Regions from separate parts of the Homo sapiens genome. Here all the other regions are linked to region 1. A link is an interaction called in ENCODE POLR2A ChIA-PET data of the cell type or tissue named here. Cell type or tissue: K562. All regions are shown on one strand.

What was found. ChIA-PET counts read pairs that join two places held together with the same protein. Peaks named below come from ENCODE experiments on the same cell type or tissue, not always from the same donor. Only the 100,000 strongest peaks of a DNase experiment are listed, where the experiment ranks them.
Region 2: POLR2A ChIA-PET joins it to region 1 with 11 read pairs; 2 of 35 experiments call an interaction of 5 or more read pairs at or near these places.
Region 3: POLR2A ChIA-PET joins it to region 1 with 23 read pairs; 2 of 35 experiments call an interaction of 5 or more read pairs at or near these places.

The regions. Positions count from the first base shown.
Region 1 is chr22:22,516,091-22,524,090 of GRCh38, reverse strand. ZNF280A (zinc finger protein 280A) reads left to right here and starts at 3,821. Exons shown (of 2, transcript NM_080740.5): 1 at 3,821-4,002. It also overlaps IGL and the pseudogene LOC124905161. RefSeq lists an enhancer at 2,976-4,181. In K562, no CTCF peak of the experiment used is centred here; DNase peaks (open chromatin) are centred at 2,643, 3,190, 3,700 and 4,310; H3K4me3 peaks cover 1,572 bases.
Region 2 is chr22:22,572,591-22,580,590 of GRCh38, reverse strand. It overlaps IGL and the pseudogene IGLV2-34. Among named protein-coding and RNA genes, the nearest start is that of LL22NC03-63E9.3, 17 kb to the right of the region's middle. RefSeq lists an enhancer at 6,575-7,109. In K562, a CTCF peak has its summit at 4,051 (motif pointing left); DNase peaks (open chromatin) are centred at 1,300 and 4,060; H3K27me3 peaks cover 4,737 bases.
Region 3 is chr22:22,583,645-22,591,644 of GRCh38, reverse strand. It overlaps IGL and IGLV2-33. Among named protein-coding and RNA genes, the nearest start is that of LL22NC03-63E9.3, 28 kb to the right of the region's middle. RefSeq lists a silencer at 4,413-4,707. In K562, no CTCF peak of the experiment used is centred here; a DNase peak (open chromatin) is centred at 4,544; H3K27me3 peaks cover 1,956 bases.

The DNA.
Region 1 (8,000 bases):
TCATACGCATCTTTGCATCCTTCACGTCTATTTTTTTTTTTGAGACACAGTCTTGCTCTGTCGCCCAGGCTGGAGTGCAGTGGCGTGATCTCGGCTCACTGCAAGCTCCGCCTCCTGGGTTTGCACCATTCTCCTGCCTCAGCCTCCCAAGTAGCTGGGACTACAGGCGCCCGCCACCACGCCCGGCTAATTTTTTTGTATTTTTAGTAGAGACGGAGTTTCACTGTGTTAGCCAGGATGCTCTTGATCTCCTAACCTCGTGATTCACCCGCCTTGGCCTGCCAAAGTGCTGGGATTAACAGGCGTGAGCCACCACGCCCAGCCTTGACCAACAATATCTTAACTGCTATGTCCCCTACCCAAATCACTGACCTCATCTTTCATCTCCGCTGGTCCTTTAACTGGAGCCACACTTGTCTCTGTGCTCTTCCTTTTTCAGGCCATGAAATGCCTGTGCCTCTGTGTCTTTCTTCTGGCTGGAAAATTCTCCTGATAGTCACCTTTCTTCTCTCCTTCTTTTCTTCCTTTGATGTAACTGTCTCACAAACAGCAATTCCAACTCTGAGTTCATCTGATTAGGCATCTCTTTGTGCATCCCCCAAATTTAACTTCTAGCACTCTGTTTCATAAACACAGCAAGGTGGCATGAGTGATGGTCTGTCCCTGACCTGCATCCATTCCCGACGCGCCATCCATTTCCTATTCTGTGCCTTAAAGCAATAAAGGATTCAAGATTTCAGCCATTTTTTCTTCTTCTTTTTTAATCTTAAGGTCTGCTTCTACCAGTCATTTGAAAAACATATTGTGACAAGCTTTAATCTCATCACTGGAATTCTTTGTTTGGAAAGTGGGGCTGGTCCGAAACAGTCCTGGAGAGTGTTTCCCAGTGGAAACTTCCCAAAGGCAGACTGATAAAGAATCAGCTATGGCTGGGCGTGGTGGCTCACGCCTTTAATCCTAGCACTTTGGGAGGCCGAGGTGGGCAGATTACCTGAGATCAGGAGTTCAAGACCAGCCTGGCCAACATGGTGAAACCCTGTCTCTACTAAAAATACAAACATTAGCCGGGCGTGTTGGCTCATGCCTGTAATCCCAGCTACTTGAGAGGCTGAGGCACGAGAATTGCTTGAGCCTGGGAGACGGAGGTTGCAGTGAGCAGAGATCACACCACTGTACTCCAGCCTGGCCAACAGAGTGAAGTCTGAAAAAAAAGAATCAGTTATGGAGGGCAGGGTGCGGGTAGTTCACGCCTGTAATCCCAGAACTTTGGGAGGCCGAGGTGGGAAGTTTGCTTGAGCTCAGGAGCTTGAGACCAGTTCAGGCAACATAGTGAGACCTCATCTCTACTCAAAAATAAAAGTAAATCAGTTAGACATGGTGGCATCTGCCTATTGTCCTGGCTACTTGGGAGGCTGAGGTGGGAGGATCGCTCGGGTCCAGGACATCAAGACTGCATGATCGTTCCACTGCACTCCAGCCTGGGCAACAGAGTGTGAGACCATGTCTCAAAAAACAAATAAATAAATAAATAAAATTTTTTAAAAAAATCAATGATGAGGATGTTTCACCACATTCTGTGACCTTTGGATGCATTACAGTTAGTTTTCTGCAGAAAAGGAGGATACATTTTATAAGGAAACATAAATGTTTCATAGGAAAGGCATGTATCCTGATGCAAATTTATATTCAGACCATGTGATTTTATTTTTACTAGATTAGTGGGTTAGAATAGCTTGGTTAGAACAGCTAGATGTGGTCTTATTTGGGACTTTTAAAACTGAGCAAAAGAAAATAAGATGCAACTCCGAGCTATTTCTAGACACTCCTCTCAATTTTCTCACCTCCCACAAGCATTGTTGCCACAACCTTCTGTCTCAGGGGAAGGGCCTGCTTTATACCTGAGCCAGCCCCTGACCACTGCCTAGGCTTCCTGGAATCTTCCTAGCAGGATTCTGCTTCTGGAAAAGAGGAAGGAGTGAATATCAGTTCTGCAGAATACACATTTCCTTTCCTTTCTTTCCTTCCTTTTTTTCTCTTTCTTTCCTTCTTTCTTTCTCTGTCTTCCTTTCTTTTTTCTTTTTTTATTTTTTTGAGACAGGGTTTCACTCTGTCACCCAGGCTAATTTTTTGTATTTTCTTGTGGAGACACGGTTTTGCCAGGTTGCCCAGGCTAGTCTCAAACTCCTGGGCTCAAGCCACCTGCCTGCCTCTGCCTAAGCGCTGGGATTACAGGCGTGAGCCACCACGCCCGGCCCCTGTTAGAACTTTACTGTCTAAGTCTTGCACTTCATTTCACTTTGCTTGCTTATTTATTTATGAATGAATGAATGAGACAAGGTCTCTCTCTTCCATCCAGGCTAAAGTATGTGATGCAATCATAGTTCACTGCAACCTCGATCTCCCTGGTTCAAGCAATCCTCCCACCTCAGCCTCCCGGGTAGCTGGGACTACAGGCACGTGCTACAATGCCTGGCTAATTAAAAAAAATTTTTTTTCTTTTGTAGAAACAGAGGTCTTGATATTTTGCTGAGGTTTGTCTGGATTTCCTGGGCTCAAAGATCTTTCACCTCAGCCTTTGATAGCTGGGACTACAGGTGTACCTCAGTAGCGGGCCTCATTTCACCTTCCTTTCCAGGGTCATGCTCTTGGCTACTTGCAATGCCCTCAAGCAGCCTTTCCCCAGTCCCTAGACAAGAATAAAGACCATGGGTCACACACTTTTATACCACCTTGGGCTCTGCCTACTGGGTTCAAGTGATTATTCTGCCTCAGCCTCCCGAGTACCTGGGATTACAGGCACGCACGGCCACGCCCAGGAAATTTTTGTATTTTACTTTATAAAGAATAAGAGACAGGTTTTCACCATGTTGGCCAGGCTGGTCTCAAACTACTGGGCTCATGTGATCTGCTGCCTCGGCCTTCAAAAGTGCTGGGATTACAGATGTGAGTCACCACATCCGGCCCAGAAAGGTATTTTTAAAGTTTTATCAGGAGATGGTACTTTAGAACATTTTAATTTGCAAATGATTTTCGTTTTAATTTTGAGACTTGATTGCATTGCGTTGGAATGGGGGTGGAAATATAAATATTTCTTACCTGTCAAGGGACTCTTGAGGCTCCCCCTCCCCCGCTTTCTAATCTGTGTTGCAAAGCCTGTAAAGAGAGTGAAAGGGTGGGCCTGAAATTCAGCTGAGAAGGTTCCAGGGAGGGGGTAGTGAAGGAGGAGGGAGGAGGGAGAGACAGAGGGAAGGAAGTGAGAGGGCATGGGAGGGAACCAGGATAGACCTTTGACCCCTGGAAATGGATTAAGAAGGGAGTGGGCTGCTGCTTGGAGAAAGCTGTTGAAGACTCACAGTGAGGACCCTGTTTGGACACCTGGAAACTCCTACGGGAGCTCGGTCTTCAAGGGCTGTGAGATTGAGACCCACCCTGTCCCCTGGGGCTCCTACTGGAAAGACATCTGCTTTTCAACTCGCTCACCTCTGAGCTTTGTTGGAACAGACATGTGGACTGCCTCCCACTCCGCATCCCTTCTCATCCCCAATAGCTGAGGGCCCAGGCACACTGCAGAGAAAGTGGTAGACTCTGAACAAGAGAGAGAGGAGGGAGGATGCCCATCACCAGCTCAATCAACCTGGAAGGCAGCCCTGAAGCCCCACCCTCATTCTTTCCTTTGAGTAGCAATTGGAGGAAAACTTTTGGCAATCAAGCTGGACAACAACTGAAAATCCAATCAGGATAAACTGCTTCAGACACGTGACTGGAAAAATGATTGGGCTATAAGGGGCTTAAAAGGAGTGGGACCTTCTGATCTGGCCTCAGAAAGGACTTTGAAGAGCAAGCGGCGTTGTTCGCCTGCGGAAGCAGTGCTGCCGGTCTCTGGACAAATTTCTCCGGGAGGTGGAGACAAGGAAGCTCCAGCTTCGCTTTCCCTTGCGGCCCAGAGTGGAACATACTGAGCTGCACTGAATCATCTGGATGCACTCGCAACTTTAGGAACTGGTGAGCTGAGAAATTTGCTATCTTTCATTTTGCTCCTCTAAAACTAGAGCTGGCAAACTTGTTCTGTGAAAGACTAGATGGCAAATATTTTAGGCATTGCAATTCTCTGCTTCAACTACAGTAGTCTTCCCTTATCCAGGGTATTCCTTTCTGTGCTTTCAGTTACCTGAGGTTCCAAAATATTAATTGGAAAATTCCAGAAATAGGCAATACATAAATTTTAAGTCGCCAGCCCTTCTGAGTAGTGTGATAAGCTCTTGAGTCAGCCCTGCCCTGGGATGGTAATCCTCCCTTTGTCCTGAGTCCCCATGCTGTTGGCTGGCTGCGCTCTCTGTACCTTAGTCACTTAGGAGCGGTCGCAGTTATCAGAGTGACTGTCCTGGTGGTATCTCAGTGCTTGTGTTCAATTAACCCTTATGGTACTTAATAATGGCCCCAAAGTACAAGGGTAGCAATGCTGGCGATTCAAATATGCCAAAAAGAAGCTGTAAAGTGCTTGCTTCCTTTAAGTGAAAATGGGAAAGTTTTTAACATAATAAGGAAAGAAAACAAAATCGTATGCTAAGGTTGCCAAGATCTACAGTACATAAAGATATTTTGTCAGCGAGAGATTGCATTCACATACCTTTAATTTAATTTATTAATTTATTTTTTTGAAACGGAGTTTCACTCTGGCCGCCCAGGCTGGAGTGCCACGGTGCGATCTCGGCTCACTGCAACCCACGCCTCCCGGGTTCAAGTGATTCTCCTGCCTCAGCCTCCCAAGTAGCTGAGATTACAGGTGCTCGCCACTCTGCCCAGATAATTTTTGTATTTTTAGTAGAGATGGGTTTCACCATGTTGGCCAGGCTGGTCTCAAACTCCTGACCTCAGGTGATCCACCCACCTCAGCCTCCCAAAGTGCTGAGGTTACAGGCATGAGCCACCACGCCCTATCTCACATATCTTTTATTACAGTATATTGTTATAATTATTTTGTTATGCTTAACCTCTTACTGTGCCTATTTATAAATTAAGCTTGATCATAGGTATGTACATATATGAAAAAATATAGTATATATTGAATTTGGTTCCATCTGCAGTTTCAAGCATCCACTTCGGGGGTCTTGGAACATATGCCCCAAAGATAAGGGGGTACTACTGTACTCAACTGTGTCATAGAAGTGTGAAAGCAGCCATGGACAACAGCACTAAAAAAATGATTATGGCTGTGTTCCACAACACTTTATGGTGAACACTGACATTTTGAATGTTATATAATTTTCACATCACAAAATATTCCTTTTTTCTTTTTTTTTTTTTTGAGACAGTCTCACTCTGTCACCCAGGCTGGAGCACAGTGGTGCGATCTTCGCTCACTGCAACCTCCACCTCCCAGGTTCAAGAGATTCTCCTGCCTCAGCCTCCCGAGTAGCTGGGACTACAGGCATCTGCTACCATGCCTGGCTAATTTTTGTATTTTTAGTAGAGAAGGGGTTTCACCATGTTGGCCAGGCTGGTCTCGAACTCCTGAGCTCAAGTGATCTGCCCACCTCGGCCTCCCAAAAGTGCTGGGATTACAGGCGTGAGCCACCGCGCCCCGCTTCCTTTTGCATGTTTATTCCCCCAAATTTAAAAATGTACAAGTTTAAAAAAATCTTAATAAAAAAAAAGTAAGAAAACAATACCTTAAAAATGTAAGAAACATTCTTGGCTTCCTGACTGTACAAAAACAGGGGAAGGGCCAATTTTCCAATTTCTGTCTTAAACCATTGTTTGCCAAAATGTAGCTGATATCCATTAGAGAACTACAAAACAAGTTTAGTGTGCTGTCAGCTTACAAAAAGAAATAGGATTTTTCACTGACTATAAGATGCCATCAATTGGCCGGGCACAGTGGCTCATGCCTGTAATCCCAGCACTTTGGGAGGCCGAGGCGGGCGGATCACGAGGTCAGGAGATCGAGACCATCCTGGCTAACACGGTGAAACCCCGTCTCTACTAAAAATACAAAAAATTAGCCGGGCGAGGTGGCGGGCGCCTGTAGTCCCAGCTACGCGGGAGACTGAGGCAGGAGAATGGCGTGAACCCCGCGGGGCGGAGCCTGCAGTGAGCCGAGATCGCACCACTGCACTCCAGCCTGGGCGACAGAGCGAGACTCCATCTCAAAAAAAAAAAAAAAAAGATGCCATCAATTATAAAAGATACATTACTCTCCTTTTTTTTTTTTTTTACATCAGATGTTAAACATGCTGATATAACAAGGTTTGAGGGAAGCACATCTCACATGAGTGAAAACCCAAGCATCACGCTTATCCTCACAAAAGGATCTGAGATATGTCATTTTTGATTCCACTATGAAATAAAAATATATACTGCAAAAACAAATTATGAAATGTATTTTATATTGATGAGATGCTATGATGAGATGCAATCTGATTTAGAGATGTTAAAATGGAAATCTAAGCCTATACCTTAGAATCAATAAAATATGGCATAGAAGGTATCAGAGCCTATCCCTTGTGGTAAGGTGAAGGTATTAGAGTATTTGACAAAACTTTTGTTTCAATTTACACACACATACACACAGGTTTACCTTCTCCCTTGTACAACAGTATTAAATCATTTGGATTTGGATTTCATTAAATGCTTAGAGAATCTGGAATAATGGATTAGAGCCTCTGGTACACCTAAATGATCATATTAATAACAGCTACTATTTATTTAACAAAGATTTAGCATGCACAGTATGACAGACATTGCTCTATAAGCTGAGGAGTAAATGAAACACAACTCCCTGCCCTCGTGTGGCATACAGTTTAGTGGGTAAACACAGAAAAGAAACAAGTTATATTTTTAAATTTTTTGTAGAGATGGGTCTTGCTATGTTGCCCAGGCTGGTCTCGAGCTCCTGACCTCAAGCAATCCTTCCGCCTTGGCCTTACAAAGTGTTGGGATTACAGGTACGAGCCACTGCACCTGTCCCATTTTTTGTTGTTGTTTTAAGACACAGAGTCTTCCTTTCCTCTGTCACCCAGGCTGGATGCAGTGACATGATATATCTCACTGTAATCTCAAACTCCTGGGCTTGCAAGATATATTTTACATATTGTGTGGTAGGCAGTGATAAATGCTAAGTTGAAAAATAACATTGAGGGTTTGAACATATGAGTTAAGGAGGTTGTGATTTTTGATATTGTGGTCAGGTAAGCCTTGCTGAAGAGGAACCATGGGACTGAGGCAGACCAGGAGCCCAGATGGGGTTAATCTGGGGAAAGAGGCACGCAACGTCCGGGAACAACAAAAGTTCTGAAAAAGAAAAAGGCCTGCTGTGTTCCAGATTCACGGAGCTCAGGATGGCTGCATCAGAGCAACAGAGGAGTTAGCAAGGGCGATGATGACCTAAGGTTCCATGGGGAAATTTAAAGTTTGCTGGTATTTCCTATGAATGAAATGGAAAGTCATTGAAGACTTAAGAGCGAAATATACTTGCTCCCCTGTATATTTTAACAGGGGCATTGGGGCCACCATGGGGAGATCTGACAAAACTTTTAAGACTGGCAACTTCTGCAGTGATCCAGGGAGAGAACATGGTACCTTCCATCAGGGAGGTGGCAGTAGATGTGGAAGAGAGTAGTCAGATTCTGGATATCTTTAAAAGATAGAGCAGACTAGCTTTGCTAATTGATTGGCTGTAGTGTATGAGAGAAAGTCTGGCAAAGGATGACTCTGAAGTTTGTAGACTGAGCAACTGAGTTTACTGAGAAAAGGAACATTACAGGAACAGCAAAGGGTGTGTGTGTGTGTGTGTGCTGTGATTTGTGTGTGTGTGTGTTTGTGTGATGGGGTCTCATTTGGTTGCCCAGGCTGGAGTGCAGTGGCATGAACATAGCTTTGAAGTCCTGGGCTCAAGTGTTCCTCTTGGCTCAGCCTCCCAAGTAGCTGGGACCACAGGTGTGTACCACCATGCCAAGCTAATTTTTTTTAATTTTTAAATTTTTTTGTAGAGATGGGGTCTT
Region 2 (8,000 bases), 56 kb before region 1:
GTCCCTGCCATTGAAAAGTTGGAAAGAGTCACCATGCAGGACCATATCACACAGGAAAAGAAGAAGCTGCCATTGTCCCTAGACAATTAACCAGAGAGCATGTTTCTTTTGCATTTCATTGTTGGAGGGGAGAGGGGCTGAGAGTGGATGAAATTCTCAAGGCCATGTTGCATGAAGCCCTCTTCTGCACAGGGTAAGGAAGCACCTTCATAGCGAGAGAGAGCCTGAGAGACCAGGGCAGGTTTTGGTCTCATTACGCATGAACTTGGACCACTGTGGAAATTGTAGCTGCCTGCATATGAGCTGCAGTAATAATCAGCCTCGTCCTCAGCCTGGAGCCCAGAGATGGTCAGGGAGGCCGTGTTGCCAGACTTGGAGCCAGAGAAGCAACCAGGGGCCCCTGAGGGCCAATTACCGACATCATAAATCATGAGTTTGGGGGCTTTGCCTGGGTGCTACTGGCACCAGGAGACAAGGTCATAACCCCCAATGTCACTGCTGGTTCCAGTGCAGAAGATAGTAACCTACTGTCCAGGAGACCTGGACACTGAGCGAGGCTGAGTCAGAACAGACTGGGCCCAGGACCCTGGAAAGAGGGAGAAATACACTCTGGTGAGTCAGTGCTGGGCCCAGGTGAGTCTGAGGAGCAGGAGACCAAAGATCAGCCCAGAGGTCCCCAAGGCCCCTTCCCTGGAGGCGTCACCTGTGCCCTGAGTGAGGAGGGTGAGAAGGAGCAGAGCCCAGGCCATGGTGGAGACGTCCCGAGAGAGCGCTGCCTCCTGAGACCCCAGCGCTGGGCCTACCCCCAGACTTGTCTTATCCCCTCTGCCTCAGAGGAGGGTGGGGCCTTCATGCAAATCTGCACCCTGAGCTCCTCTCCTCACCCCACTCTCACCTGGGCCGGGCTCAGAGACTTCTGCTTCCCTGGACAGCGGGGCTCAGCTGAGGAGATTAAAACTTGTTGTCTATTCTGATGGTAGGAACTTGATTCCTTTGTACCTAATTTCCTCAAGAGAGAAAGATCTGCTGAAGTCCCTCATCTGAGTGAGCTCCTGGCCCTCAGTGTCTCTGCTGTGTTGTGCCTGTGTCTCTGTGAACCTCCAGGCCTGGGCCACGCCATGGTGCCCTCTGCTTGGCACCCACCTCCAGGCTCTCTAAACTGTGAGGAAATGGGGGTGCCCACCCCATGGAAACCCCTGCTGTGTGTTGTTGGTCTCCCATCTCTTCAGCTGCAGCCTTGTCCCATCCCCACCCCCACCCTTCATGCCGAAGCATCTGCAGCATCAAATCCCTTGAGCACATTAGTCATTCTAGGTCATTCAGGGGCACACGTGGGAGGGGCCTGTGGAGGAAACAAGGAGCAATGGAGCCACAGTCCGCTGCTCCCAATCCTGCCCTTCCCACTCATGAGCAGGTGACTTGTCCTTTTCAGCCTCTGGTTCTCAGCCTGAGAACTGAGGACCACAGGGCCCACCCACTGCCCATGCAGAGGATCTATAGAGAGATGAGTGTGAGGTGGAAAATGAAAGCTTCTAAAATGGGCCATTTCTAGCCTAGTAAGAGCCTTTTTTTTTTATATAGACTTCATACTTATCTAAAGATTTCAGACCGAGCGTGATAGCTCACGCCTGTTATCCCAGCAGTTTGGGAGACTGAGGCAGGAGGATCGCTTGAGGGCAGGAGTTCAAGACCAGACTGGCCAACATGGCAAAACTCCACTTTTACTAAAAATACAAAAATTAGCCAGGCATGGTGGTGCGTTCCTGTAATCCCAGCTACTCGGGAGACTGAGGCAGGAGAATCACTGGAACCCGGGAGGCAGAGGTTGCAGTGAGCCAAGATTAGGCCACTGCACTCCAGCCTGGGTGACAGAGCAAGAGAGCAAGACTCTGTAAAAAACTATATATATATGAAACATATGTATGAAACATATATGAAACATATATATGCAATATATATGAAACATATATATGCAATATATATATGAAACATATATATGGCTATATATATGAATATTGCATATATATGTTGCAATATATATATGAAACATATATATGAAATGTATATGAAACATATATATGAAATGTATATGAAACATATATATGAAACATGTATATGAAACATATATAAGAAACATGTATATGAAACATATATATATGAAATATTTCATTCAACTTTATCTTTTATTTTTTTCCTCATATTACAAAGAAGTGTTATTTCTGCTTTCTGGGTTTTCTTCCATCTCACTGTATCCACAAGCTACAATAAACCAACTTTTTGGCCGGGCATGGTGGCTCACCCCTGTAATCACAGCACTTTGGGAGGCCGAGGTAGGTGGATCACCTGAAGTCAAGAGTTTCAGACCAGCCTGACCAAGATGGTGAAACCCCGTCTCTACTGAATACAAAAAATTAGCTGGTGTAGTGGTGCACGCCTGTAATCCAGCTACTTGGGAGGCTGAGGCAGGAGAATCGCTTGAACCTGGGAGGCAGTGGTTGTAGTGAGCCGAGATTGCACCATTGCACTCCAGCCTGGGCAACAAAAGTGAAACTCCATCTCAAGAAAACAAAAAACAAAAACAAAAACAAAAAACAACTCTTCTTAATCAAGGAGCACATAAGAAACACAGGGGCCGGGTGTGGTGGCTCATGCCTGTAATCCATCACCTTGGGAGGCTGAGGCGGGTGAATTGCTTGAGCCCAGGAGTTCGAGACCAGCCTGGCTGGGCAACATAGTGAGACCTCCTCATCTCTATTTTTAAAATTAAATTAAAAAAGATAAATAGAGTAAACATAGAACCAATGTGAAAATATTTCTCTCTGTTTCTTTCCTCAAATCACTTTTAAAACTCTTTCATCTTTTGATGTTTTCCACTGCCTGTGATTCAGATTGATTTAATTTTCACGTTTAGAATATTATTACTGTTTTCAGGTTCCATTTCGGATGCAGTGGCATATACCACATTTTCTCCAAGCCCAGCTGTAAAACCTGGGACAGAATCCATGGAGCATCAATTTGATTACTTGGAAAAGCAAATCACTGGAGGCAGACTAGGGGAGATACTAGCACTTTTAGTAAAATCAAACCAGCAGAGAGCTTCCCATTTTCCCCCAGTGTCCTGTGGCCTGCACTCAGGGCAGACCAATACCTGGAAGGGGTACCAGTGTGCAGCCACAAAAGTTCCAGAAGAAGCTCCACTGTTCTGGCTTGAAGATGAGAAAGGAAACCCCTAGTGCTCAGGGCAAATTTGAAATGTCCACGTTTTCCTTTTCTTATGTTTGTTCTTCTCTCCATTCTACATGATCCAGCCTCCAGGAAATTCTTCGTGGTGACAGCAGGGACAGTAGAGACTGTGCGGACTTTCTTTTCTCATCTTTGGAGCTGATTTCCAAGACAGTGGCACTTAATCCCCTTACCTTTGTTACTCTTTGTCCTCTTGGTGTTTGGTGTGGACACGGACTCAGTTGCAGGAAGTGCACAGCACCGCAGGCTTATTAAAGTCACAGTTTTTTCACCAGAAACCAAAAGGGAAAGTCTGGGGAACCATAAATAATGGGCAGACTGTGGAGAGAAATAAGTTTGAGGGGGAAAAAACCCTGTAAATTCCTTATGAAATCTTGGGCACAACTCTGAGCTACGTGTGCATGGATCTGATCCAAAATAGAATAAAAAAGGCTCAGGGAACAGAATCAAGGAAGAGACCTCGGACCAGATCCCAGATGACCACTGTGGAGTGATCCAGGCACTCTGTTTCCCAGGGACCAAAGGCAGAGCTGGGGACTGTTTATTCCCACTCAATACCTTCTAGGTTCTCTCAGAATGACCCTCAAATACCTCTGTCCTCTTTCTATGCAGTGCTCTGAGGCTGGGGGCTGAGGCTATTTATTAGCCTTTCTAGAAACGAACATATTGGGACACAACATATTTTGGACATTCCACTCCCCACTTCTCCCTTAGAAGGGTCTCAGGAGGAAGCAGCCCATGGAGCTTCATACACTCCCTGGTTAAACCACAGCAATTCCCTTCCCCAAATCCAAGCCCTTGCCGCCCCCTGGTGGCCTCAGATGGAGGAGCCCAAGCCCCAGGGAGGCGGCTGAGTGGATCTGGAAATCCCTGTCCTGCTCCTGCCCCTTCCCGTTCCTTCCCATCCCAGCTCAGGACCAGGCCTCCTGGTCCCTTCTAATCCCCCCCAGGCTCCTGGCCCTTGGTCCTCTGGCTTCCTCCAGGATGGATGCACCTTCTGCCACACCAGGGGCCCAGACCCTCCCCCGCAGAACCTCTTAGCTTGTCCCAGGGCAGCCTAGTCACAGCGTTAGTGCACCTGAGGCAGCTCTAGAGGCTCAGGGTTACAGAAATATTGTTAGATGGTAAATAAAACCAACCCCAGGAGGAAGGCTGAATGAGAAAAATGGTATGAGGAGACATTGATCAGCTTATCAAAATGGTTTGAAAGAAAGACTAGTTCTAGTTCATGAAGGACAAAGAGCACAGTCAGACTTGAGAACAACTGAATGGACAGCCAGAGGTGAGTTTTTGAATTTGAGGACATGGGAGAAGGGTCAGGGGTCAGGCTGGGGCTAAGGGTTCCAGCTCCAGGGGCCTCTCATTAGACATTAAAGTGATAAGCGGCCCAACGCAGTGGTTCACGCCTGTAATCCCAGCACTTTGGGAGGCCAAGGTGGGCGGATCTCTTGAGTCCAGGAGTCTGAGACCAGCCTGGGCAACATGGCAAAACTCTGTCTCTACCAAAAAAATTTTAAAAATTAGCCGGACATGGTGGTGCATGCCTGTGGTGGTCCCAGCTACTAGGGAGGCAGAGGTTGCAGTGAGCCAAGATCATACCACTGCACTTCAGCCTGAGTGAGAGAGGGAGACCCTATCTCAAAAAAAAGAAAGAAAGAAAAGAAAAGACAAAAAGATAGGTGTAACCCCCACCCAATAACTCAGTTTTCTTTCTCTCTATGAAGTTCTAGAACTCTCAGCATCCCTCCAGTTCAATTCAGATTGACTCTTGCTTTTCCAAAATAAATATCTTGCTAATCTGCCTCCAAAAAATTTTTTTGAGTTATAGGAAAAATTTTTAGTGTACATGAAAGTTAAGTAGAAATATCACCTAAATTCTCACAAACCTATGAAACTATTGTTTCATTTTAGGAACCATCCCACCAGATTTCTTGCCATACTTAAATGTGATGTTTACAAATATGAATTATGTATCTTCCATAAGGATGAACATAGTAAGTTTTGTTCATTTTTCTATCTCTAGCCATAAAAGGTTATTTGGCATATAGTAGACCTTTGGTTAATATTACTGGAAACAATTAGTGATGTATAAATTGAATCAAGGTAACTAAATATATATGATTTTACATAAATAGGATCATATTATACAATCAGGTTTATGAATTGCATTTTGTACCCAAATATTACAGACATCATGATCTTGTTACTTGTATCTTGTCTGTCTTCTCCAAAAAATCCCCATGAGTCCAAACAAAGCACTTTATGTGTTTCCCTCAAACCTGTTGCTCTCCCATCTGTCTCTCTCTTAATAAAAGAAAGTAGTAGCCACGCCATTGACAAAGTCAAACTTCCAGGAGTCAACAACTCTTTGCTTCATGCCCCATATTCAATCCAAGAGCCAATCTGCCAACTCTAATGGTGAATCTCCCAGTCACTCTCCATGACTCTACATGGGACAAGCTTCACTCTCTTGTGCCCAAAGGCCATAAAATGCTCTGCCTGCTTCAATTTTTCTTCCATAAATTTCATACACCATGAATGTTAAATTTCATTCATTTAACACATCAATCACTTCATGTAAAAATGATGGAAGATCTTCAAATAAATTCTCTTTTCATTAACAAAAACATCCAGCCATTTGCCTCTGCTTTCAAGTGATCTGTCTGCACATGATCTGTTGGCTGCCTGTAAGTCCCCTCTCATCTCCTTCCTCTCTTTCCCCAGTCCCACTGGATTTCTTTCTGTTCTTTCAATTATCAAGTTTCTCTCTACCTCAGGGCCTTTGCACAGGCCATTCCTCTGACTGGAATTATCATATCTTCATGTGTTGCATGCCTGCATCCTACTGAGGACACACAAATGCACCCAACAATCCACTCAATAATACCTGCTTGTTGAATGAATGAAGGAGACAACTTAAGTAGGAAGGCTAAGCTATTGGCCTCACCCAAACAGTCTCCAAGCCACATTTAGGCATGTTAGAAAAAAAACTTCCCAGAAAGGTCTGATTGTGGATACCAATTAGACAATTAGAAATAAGTGTGGTTTTTTGTTTTGTTTTTTAGAGATGAGCTCTCACTATGCTACCCATGCTGGTCTTGAGCTCCCGGCCTCACAATCCTCCAGCCTCAGCCTCCTTAGTAGCTGGGATTATAGGCAAGCACCACAACTCTGCTAGAAATAGGTTTTGATGCAATTATCTGTTCCTTTAGCAAACGTCACACTCAGTGCACTGTTTTTACCCTCTTGCTCACTCTCTGCAGTCATCCCATGACTTAGAGGAGGAAGAGGCATGGGATCTGATCTTTCCCACTTTATCCTTTCCTGAAAAACACAATTGTGGTTGCGGAGAAAGCGGAGGACTTACTCATCCCTGCTCTGAATGGGGAGGGTGAGGAACGGATTCCAGCCAAGCTGGGAAATATCCAACATCTTCCTTCACAAGGACCAAAGGCAAGGCAGGGGACCTCTCATTCCTACTCAACCTCTCCAAAGGGTGGATGCTCACACATCTTTCTCACTGTCCTCAGCCCCTACAGTGGCCTGAGACTGAGGCCTGGGGATGTTTATTGGCCTAATCAGAGAAGGCACTGAGTGGAGACAAAAGACTTGCAAGTTCATCCCCTTTGGAGTCCCTGGAGAGAACAAAGCTCTTGGGACCGCCTACAAGTAGGATAAACCGCAGTAGTACCTTGGGGCCATTAGAGTCCTCAAACTCATACCCTTCCTGTCCCCTGGTGGCTTAGATGGGAGGGTCTAGTCACAAGAACAACTGAAGGAGGCCCAGTCATCCGTGTTCTGCTTCCTCTGCACCCTTCCCTCTTTCCCTCCCAAATCTAAGTTTGCTCCTTCTCCCTCCCCTTGTTTACCCTTCTGATCTATGCAGTGCTCCCTCCCTGGTTCCTCGCCCCAGAATGGAATGTGTCACCTGCCATGACTGCTGGCCCAGGTTCTCCAGGCAAAGGGCCATTCGCTTGCCCCAGGGACCCCACTCCACGGGTCGGGTCGCTGCTTGGGAGGTAGGTCTCAGTTCCAGGCCAGAGAAACATTGGATATAAATTGAAGACAACCCTGGTAGTAGGACTGGAGGAGAGAAATGAGACAAAGAAACCCTTTTAGAGTCTCAAAATGTTTGAAATAAAACTTCAGGAGGGAAGAGAGAGAGATCAGGCTGGACTGAGGCTATTCCAGGGCCCACATAAAGAATCTTCCTTCTCAGCAAGTGGGAAGATGTTGGACAATGCTCAGAGGAAGCTTGACCCAAGGGTCTAGATCCAAGGACCTCTCATGAGAGTGGAGTTCTGTTTGAATACACGAGATTCTGGGTCCTCCTTTTGCTGTCACCAATGTCCATCTTTGGAGTCACAAATCAGAGCAGTTCACTAACCTGGAGCGAGGTCTTCCACCCATGGGATGATGCATGATTTCCGTATGTTTTTCTACAAGGACTTGGAAGCAGCGTATAGTAGATTGAATGGCTCCTCCAAAGATACCAGGTGTAATCATTTAGAGGTCTTTGTTTTTAGTCACTCAGTTTATGGTTTGGTCATTTATCACAGCAACTACAGTGAATTAATCCTTGGGGTAAATATCCTACTCTGGAATGACTAGACATTGCAAGTTAGGCTCTTTCAGAAACTTGTTAATGGGGTTTGACCCTTCTTCCTTACTTCCCTCTGAAAATATAGATTAAAAGCTAGGCCGGAAGCTATGGCTCATACCTGTAATCCCAGCAATTTGGGAGGCTGAGGCAGGAG
Region 3 (8,000 bases), 68 kb before region 1:
AGGAGTGACCGTTGCTCATCTTCTCATCCACAGACATACGAATCTGTCCACAAGTGACAGGGACTGAATTGCTTAAACTGCAAGCTCCAGGTTACTGTAATCAGAGGCCACATTTGGTATTGCACTCCAGTAAGTATGTAGTTGTGACTTCTGATGATCTTTAGAGCTATTTTAGGTCATTCTTTATGAAAAAAAATCCTCATCTTCTCAGAATGCAAGATGGATTGCAAACACTGCATATTTAATAGGAAAAACAGGGAAACAGCAGGAGAGACGAGTGGAGAGAAAGCACAGCTATTTTTATAGTGGCAGAAAGGATAGGCATGTTACAGATGCTATGTCAAGGAGCAACAACTCTCCTATTCCTGCATGGCCCAGGTGAAACAGCTGCTATAAGTCCAATGAAAACAGAGTCTAGAAAAGCATTTGGTAAAGATCCTCTACTCCATACCTAAGCTTTGACTAATTACACATAGAAAGACCAAGGAACCTGTTCAAATTTAAAATGCTCTGATAAAAGTAACTAATTGCTCAGTTTCACAGTAGCATGACATTTGGAAGCTATGTAGCTAAACTAGGCTGGGGTTAAAAAAAATTAAATCGCGGTTATTAAGAAGTCAATATGGAAAGAAAAAGTCTGAAAACACTCCTAGTTCAAATTGTACCCATTTTCAGTGGTAAAACTCAGGATAGGGTTTACCTCCGATTTACCTGATAACCAATGTGACTGAGCTGCCAAGACAGCTCTGGACATGGGGCAGAGGCCCTTTATCCTGTCCCTGCTGTGAATGCCCCTTCTTGCCATCCCTCCAGGTAGGTCTGAGTGCACCCCCAGGGTCCTGTGCTGGTCCCACTGCTCCATGGTGCCTTCCCTCTGACACTGGGATGCTACCCACTGTGGGGAGCTCCCCTTTTCCCTGACTTCATCTACATCTGCCAAAGAGGTTAGGGACAGTAGAAGCCCCCTCAGGCTGGGCCTGGCCACCTGCTCTGGCCTCTGAATGCAGCCCCGCCTGACAGCTTGGCTGCAATTTCATGAGGAGCCCAGAGTCAGAACCACCAAACTAAGCAGCTCTCAGATTCTTGATGCAAGAAAACTACAAGATCACAAATACATTAATATGGTTTGGCTCTGTGTCTCCACCCAAATCTCTTCTCAAATTGTAATCCCCATGTGTTGAAGGAGGGACTTGTAATCCCCATATGTTGAGGGACGGAAGGGATTGGATCATGGGGGCAGTTTTCCCCTTGCTGTTCTCGTGATGGGTAGGGAGTTACCATGAGAGCTGATGGTTTTAAAAGTGTCTGGGGCCAGGCACAATGGCTTGCGCCTGTAATCCCAGCACCTTGGGAGGCCTAGGTGTGCAAATCACTTGAGGTCAGGAGTTCGAGACCAGCCTGGTCAACATGGTAAAACCCCATCTCTACTAAAAATATAAAAATTAGTCGGTCTTGGTGACGCATGCCTGTAATAACAGCTACTCGGAGACTGAGGTAGGAGGATCACTTGAACCTGGGAGGCAGAAGCTGCAGTGAGCCGAGAGCACGCCACTGCACTCTAGCCTGGGCAACAGAGTGAGACTCCATCTCAAAAAAAAAAGTATTTGGAAGTTCACCCTCCCCAGCTCTTCTCACCTGCCACCTTGTGAACAAAGTTCTTGCTTCTCCTTTGCCTTCTACCATGATTGTAAGTTTCCTGAGGCCTCCCCAGCCATGTGGAACTGTGAGCCAGTTAAACCTCTTTCTTTTATAAATAAGGTATTTCTTTATAGCAGTGCGAAAACAGATTAATGCATATGTGTTCTCATTAAGAATATGTTAATTTTAGGAGTAATTTTTATGCAACAATAGACAACTAAGGCACTTTATGTTTACTAGAATCTATTTAATTCAGGTTCATGAACTCTAAACTACAATAATAACTATGTTTAAAGATTGGCTCACAAAATTCCAGAGAATTTAAATACTGGACTCTGGATATGTCTGAATATTTTTAAAATTTTTAATTCTCACAGTCTGTCGATTAATCAGGATTCCAGCTAGAAATTGATGATTTCCCCAGAAAAATTAGATATATTTGATGCCCATGAGAAAGAGTGGGTGTGTTCAGCTCAACTCTTCCCTGTGGAGCCATTTTGGAAACTTCCATACTATGGGGAGATTGTCCACCTGTAGGGTGTTTCCAGGACAGGGACTCAGTGATGTGAGAGGAGGAGGATCCTGAGAGGGCACCAAGTCTGTCACTCAAATACTCCCTAGCTCGGCAACCTGAGATATTAGGGCAAACAGGATGGACCCTACACACACACACACACACACACACACACACACACACACACACACTTCTTCCTCTTTGTTTTCATTGCTTTAAAACATCTTTGGAGCTTTACACAGTGGTTACTGCTTCCACAAAAGATGTACATGAATAACCCAGCAAGGTGGGCTATCTTCACTAGAGTGGGGTGTTCACAGAGCAGTGGTCCTTTATCATTGAAGAGGACGTCATTTCTGAAGAACTGAATCCAGGCTGTGCTACACAATGTGGGAAGTGGAGGCATTCGACGTAAGGATTTACATTGACGACTTTAGTGCATACAAAAATAAAAATAAATAATAAAGTGAGGATCATCCGGAGAAGTATGGGGACTGCACTAGGCAGGCATTTCCCTGCCGGTATGTACTTCCTGTTAAAGAGCTAGAAGTAGTTTCCAATTCAGAGAGGACATCCGTCATACGAGTGAAGAAGAAGCTGTCATATCCCGGAGAGTAAACAAGAGAGGAGGTTTCCTTTGGGAATTGATGGAAAAGGAGAGGAGCTGACAGAGAAGTGAATTCTCAAGGCCCTGTTGCAGGAAGCCCCTGGCACAGGGTGAGGAAGCATCTTCAGAGCAAAGACAGAGCCTGAGAGCCCAGGGCAGGTTTTGGTCTCAGTTCCCTAGGAACTTGGACCACTATGGAAAGTGTAACTACTTGAATATAAGCTGCAGTGATAATTAGCCTCAACCTCGGACTTGAGCCCAGAGATGGTCAGGGAAGCCATGTTGCCAGACTTGGAGCCTGAGAAGAGGTCAGAGATCCCTGAAGGCCGAGTATTGACATTGTAAATCAGGAGTCTGGAGGTAGTGCTGAGACGCTTTTGGTACCAGAAGACATGATCATAATCCCCAACGTCACTGCTGGTTCCAGTGCAGGAGATGGTGACCGACTGTCCAGGAGCCCCGGACACAAAAGGAGGCTGAGTCAGGGCAGATTGGGCCCAGGACCCTGGAAAGAGGGAGAAACACACTCTACTGGGTCAGTACTGGGTCCAGTGACCCTGAGGAGCAGGAGCAGAAGACCAAGCATCAGCTCAGAGGTCCCCAAGGCCATTTCCCTGGAGGTGTCACCTGTGCCCTGAGTGAGGAGGGTGAGGAGGAGCAGAGCCCAGGCCATGGTGGAGATGTCCCGAGAGCGCTGCCTTGAGACCCCAGCACCGGGCCTGCCTCTAGCCCTGTCTTATCCCCCCGCCTCAGAGGAGGGCAGGGCCTCCATGCAAATCTGTGTCCTGAGCTCCTCTCCTCACCCCACCCTCACCTGGGCCTGGGCTCAGAGACTTCTGCTTCCCTGTGAGGCTCAGCTGAGGGTATTAATCCAGCCTAGGCATGGATTTCCTGAGACTGAACCCATGAGAGTGCCCAGGACATCAGGCCAGTCCAGAGATATCCTAACCCTCACTATTGCAGGAGCTCCAGGCTGAGGAAACCAGGACTTCTCCTTTGTGCTGTGAGGGATGAATGTGAGGACAGGCTGCTCCCAGGCCGGGTGGGAAAGTTCAATCACTCCTCCTCCCAGAGACTTCAGACAGTGCTGGAACTTCTCATTTCCCTCATCCCCTGCCCAACCATCTTGGTCCTCTCAGCTAAGGTGGGTTCTAAGCACTGCTACATCCCCTGCCCCTGCAGTGGTTTAAAGCTGGGGCCTGACATGTTGAACTAGGACCATTAATGGTGCTTCTAAAAAGGAATTCACTGGGCCACAACAGATTTGGAGCACTGCTTCCCAGTACCTTTAGAGATATTCAAGGGTAAGTAGCTCTTGGGATTTCTTTTTTTTTTTTAATGGCTTTTTATTAATGAGCAGCTGTTCATAGTTAATCATAAAGTCACATTCTTTTTTTTGAGATTCAGGGACTTTTTTTTTTTTGAGATGGAGTCTCGCGCTGTCACCAGGCTGGAACACGGTGGCGCCATCTCGGCTCACTGCAACCTCCAACTCCCTGGTTCAAGCAGTTCTCCTGCCTCAGGTTCGCGACTAGCTGAGATTACAGGCATAAGCCACCACGCCCAGCTAATTTTTGTATTTTTAGTAGAGACGGGGTTTCACCACGTTGGCCAGGATGGTCTCGATCTTCTGACCTTATGATCCACCCTCCTCAGTCTCCCAAAGTGCTGGGATTACAGGTGTGAGCCACCGCGCCCGGCCGACTCAGGGGCTTCTTAAAGGTCAGGATAAACTTTATCAATCATCTTCTCCAACCTAGTCCCCTGCTGCCCCCTGGTGGCCTCAGATGGTTCATCTCAAGTACCAAGACACAATTCTAAGTGAGAGATAGAAATACCTGGTTTGGTCCCACTCCAACCTGCCTTTTTCTCCTCCCAGCTCAGGACCAGACCCTCGATCCATGCTAATCTTGACCCTTTTCCTCAGACTTTTTCCATGATGAATGTGTCCTCTGCCATACCAGGTGGCTAAGATACTCGTTCTCAGGACCGTTTTGCTTGTGCTAGAATGGCTTTGTCAAAGGTACATGAGGTGTCTTAGCTCCAGGCTGAGAAAATGTTAGATGTAAAATGAACTAACCTCAGTATGAGCACTGGGTGAGAAAAATGGTATGAGAAAAGACCACCTGGGTTCTCAAAATGTCTTCTTACATGCACAGGGTATATTCTCCAGGAGAGAGCTCATGTTTGGTCACAAAACAAGTCTTAAGAAATGTAAGGAGAATTAAATCATTCCAAAAATCTTTTTTTACAACAAGAAATGAATCTGGAAATTAATAACAGTAAAAAAAAATGGAAAAATTCACAAATAGGCAGAAATCAAACATCACATGTTGAACAAGCATTGGGTCAAAGAGGAAAACCAAAGGGAATTTTAAAAATATCTTCAAATGAAAATTAAAACACAGCACACCAAACCTATAGGATGCAGTAAAAGCAGTGCTAAGTGGGAAGTTTATGGAGATAAGCAAACATTAAAAAAGAAGAAAGATCTCAAATAAGCAACCTAAAATTATAACTCAACGAACTAGAAAAAGAGGAACAAACTAAGCCCAAACTTAGCAGAAAAAAATGAAATAATAAAGATTACAGCAGAAATAAATCAAACAGATAATAGAAAAAAACAAAACTAAGAGATGGTTTTCTGAAAAATTAAACGAAGTTGACAAATCCTTAGCTACACTGTGAAAAAAGAGAGAAGACTCAAATAAAATCCAAAATGAAAAAAGGAGCTATTACAACAGATTTCTCAGAAATAAAAAGGCTCACACCTGTAATCCCAACACTTGGGAGACCGAGGCAGGTGGATCTCTGGAGCCCAGGAATTCAAGACCAGCCTGGGCAACACAGTGAGGTCACATCTATACAAAAAAAAGAAGAAAAGAAAGAAAGAAAGAAAGAAAGAAAGAAAGAAAGAAAGAAAGAAAGAAAGAAAGAAAGAAAGAAAGAAAGAAAGAAAGAAAGAAAGAAAGAAAGAAAGAAAGAAAGGGAAAGGAAAGGAAAGAAAGGAAAGAAAGGAAAGAAAGGAAAGAAAGGAAAGAAAGGAAAGAAAGGAAAGAAAGGAAAGAAAGAAAGAAAAAGAAATTATCCAGGCATGGTGGTGCATGCCTGTAGTCCCAGCTACTCAGAAAGCTGAGGTGGGAGGATTACTTGAGCCTGGGAGGTTGTGGCTGCAGTGAGCTGTGGTCAAGCCTCTCCACTCTAGCCTGGGTGACAGAGAAAGACCCTGTCTCAAATAAATAAATAGGATCATAAGGGACTATTTTGAAAAATTATACACCAAGCTAGATAAATTAAAAGACATAAATAAATTCCTAGAAACAGTCAACTTAAAAAAAAAAGCAAATCAATAAAAAATACAAAGCCTGAACATACCAATAACAAAGAAGGAGATTGACTCAATAATCAAAAATATCTCAACAAAGAAAAGCCCAGGACCAGATGGCTTCATAGCTGAATGTTCTACCAAACATTCAAAGATGAGTTAATATTAATTCTTCTTAAAGTCTTCCAAAAAATAGAAAAGGGAACACTTCCAAAATTGTTTTATGAGGTCGGGATCACCCTGATACCAAAACAAAGCAAAGACAACACCAGAAAAGAAAAAAAACTGCAAGCCAGTCTACCTCTGATAAACATTAACAGATATTAAATGCAAAAATTCTCAGTAAAATACTAGCAAACCAAATTCAACAGTATGTTAAGAAGATCATACATCAGGAACAGGTGGGGTTTATCCCTGGATAAAAGGATGATTCCGCATGTGCAAGGATGGTATAGCGCATCCACAGGCTGAAAGATTCACACACACACACACACACACATATGATTATGTCCACAGATGTACAAAAGGCATGTGGCCAAATTCAACATCCATTCATGATTTTAAATGAAGATGAAGAAGGAGGAGGAGGAGGAAAGAAAAAAGAAGAGGAAGAGGAGGAGGAGGAGAAAAGAAAGGAAAAGAAAAGGAAGGAAAGGAAAAAAGGAAAGGAAAAGAAAAGAAAGCAATGGAAAAAAAAGGAAAAGAAAAGAAAAGAACTCTCAACAAAATAGTGATAGGCCGGGCACAGTGGCTCATGCCTGTAGTCCCAGTATTTTGAGAGGCTAAGGCAGGAGGATCGCTTGAGCCCAAGAGTTCAAGACCAGCCTGGGCAACATAGCAAAATTAATCTCTATTATAAAATAAATATTTAAAAAAACAAAAATAAAATGAAATAGGTACAGAAGAAACTTACCACAACACAATAAAAACCATATGTGAAAAGCCCACAACTAACATCATAATCAATGGGAAAAAAACAGAAGCTTTTCCCCTAAGATCCCACACAAGGCAAGATGCCCCCTCTCCACTTATTTTAATTCAACATTGCACTGGAATCCCTAACCAGAGAAATTCGACAAGAAAAAGAAATGAAACGCATCCAAATTGGAAAAGAAGGATTAAAATCCTAATCTTTGTGTGCAGATGACATAAACATAAGTGTAGAAAAACCTAAAGACTCCACAATAACAAAAAGTCTGTTAAAACTAAATTAAGTAAATTTGAAGGATAAAAAAATCAACATACAAAAATTGATGACGTTTCTACACACAGACAGTAAATATATGAAAATAAAATTAAGAAAGCAATCACATTTACAAAAGGAATTAGTACTTAGGAATAAACTTAACGAAGGAGGTGAAAGAGTTTTACACTGGAAATTATAAAACAGTGATGAAGAATGTTAAAGAAGATACAGATAAATATCAAGACATCTCGTGTTTATAAATTGGAAGAACTAATATTCTTAAATGTTCATACTACCTAAAGTGATCTCCAGATTCAATGCTAGACCTATCAATACACAAATGTCATTCTTTATAGAAATAGAAAAAATAGGCCAGGCATGGTGGCTCACACCTGTAATCCCGGCACTTTGAGAGGCCGAGGCAGTGGATCACTTGAGGTCAGGAGTTCTAAACCAGCCTGGCCAACATGGTGAAACCCCGTCTCTACCAAAAATATAAAAAATTAGCCAGGTGTGTTGGCACGTGCCTGTAATTTATCAAAAAGATAAACGATAACAAATGTTGGCAAGGATGTGGACAAAAGAAACTCTTGTACACTGTTGAAAGGAATGTAAACTAAACAGCCATTGTAGAAAATGTATGGGGATTCCTTAAAAAATTAAAAATAGAACTACCATATAATCCAGCAATACCAATTCTGGGCATATCTCAAAACAAAATGAAATCAGA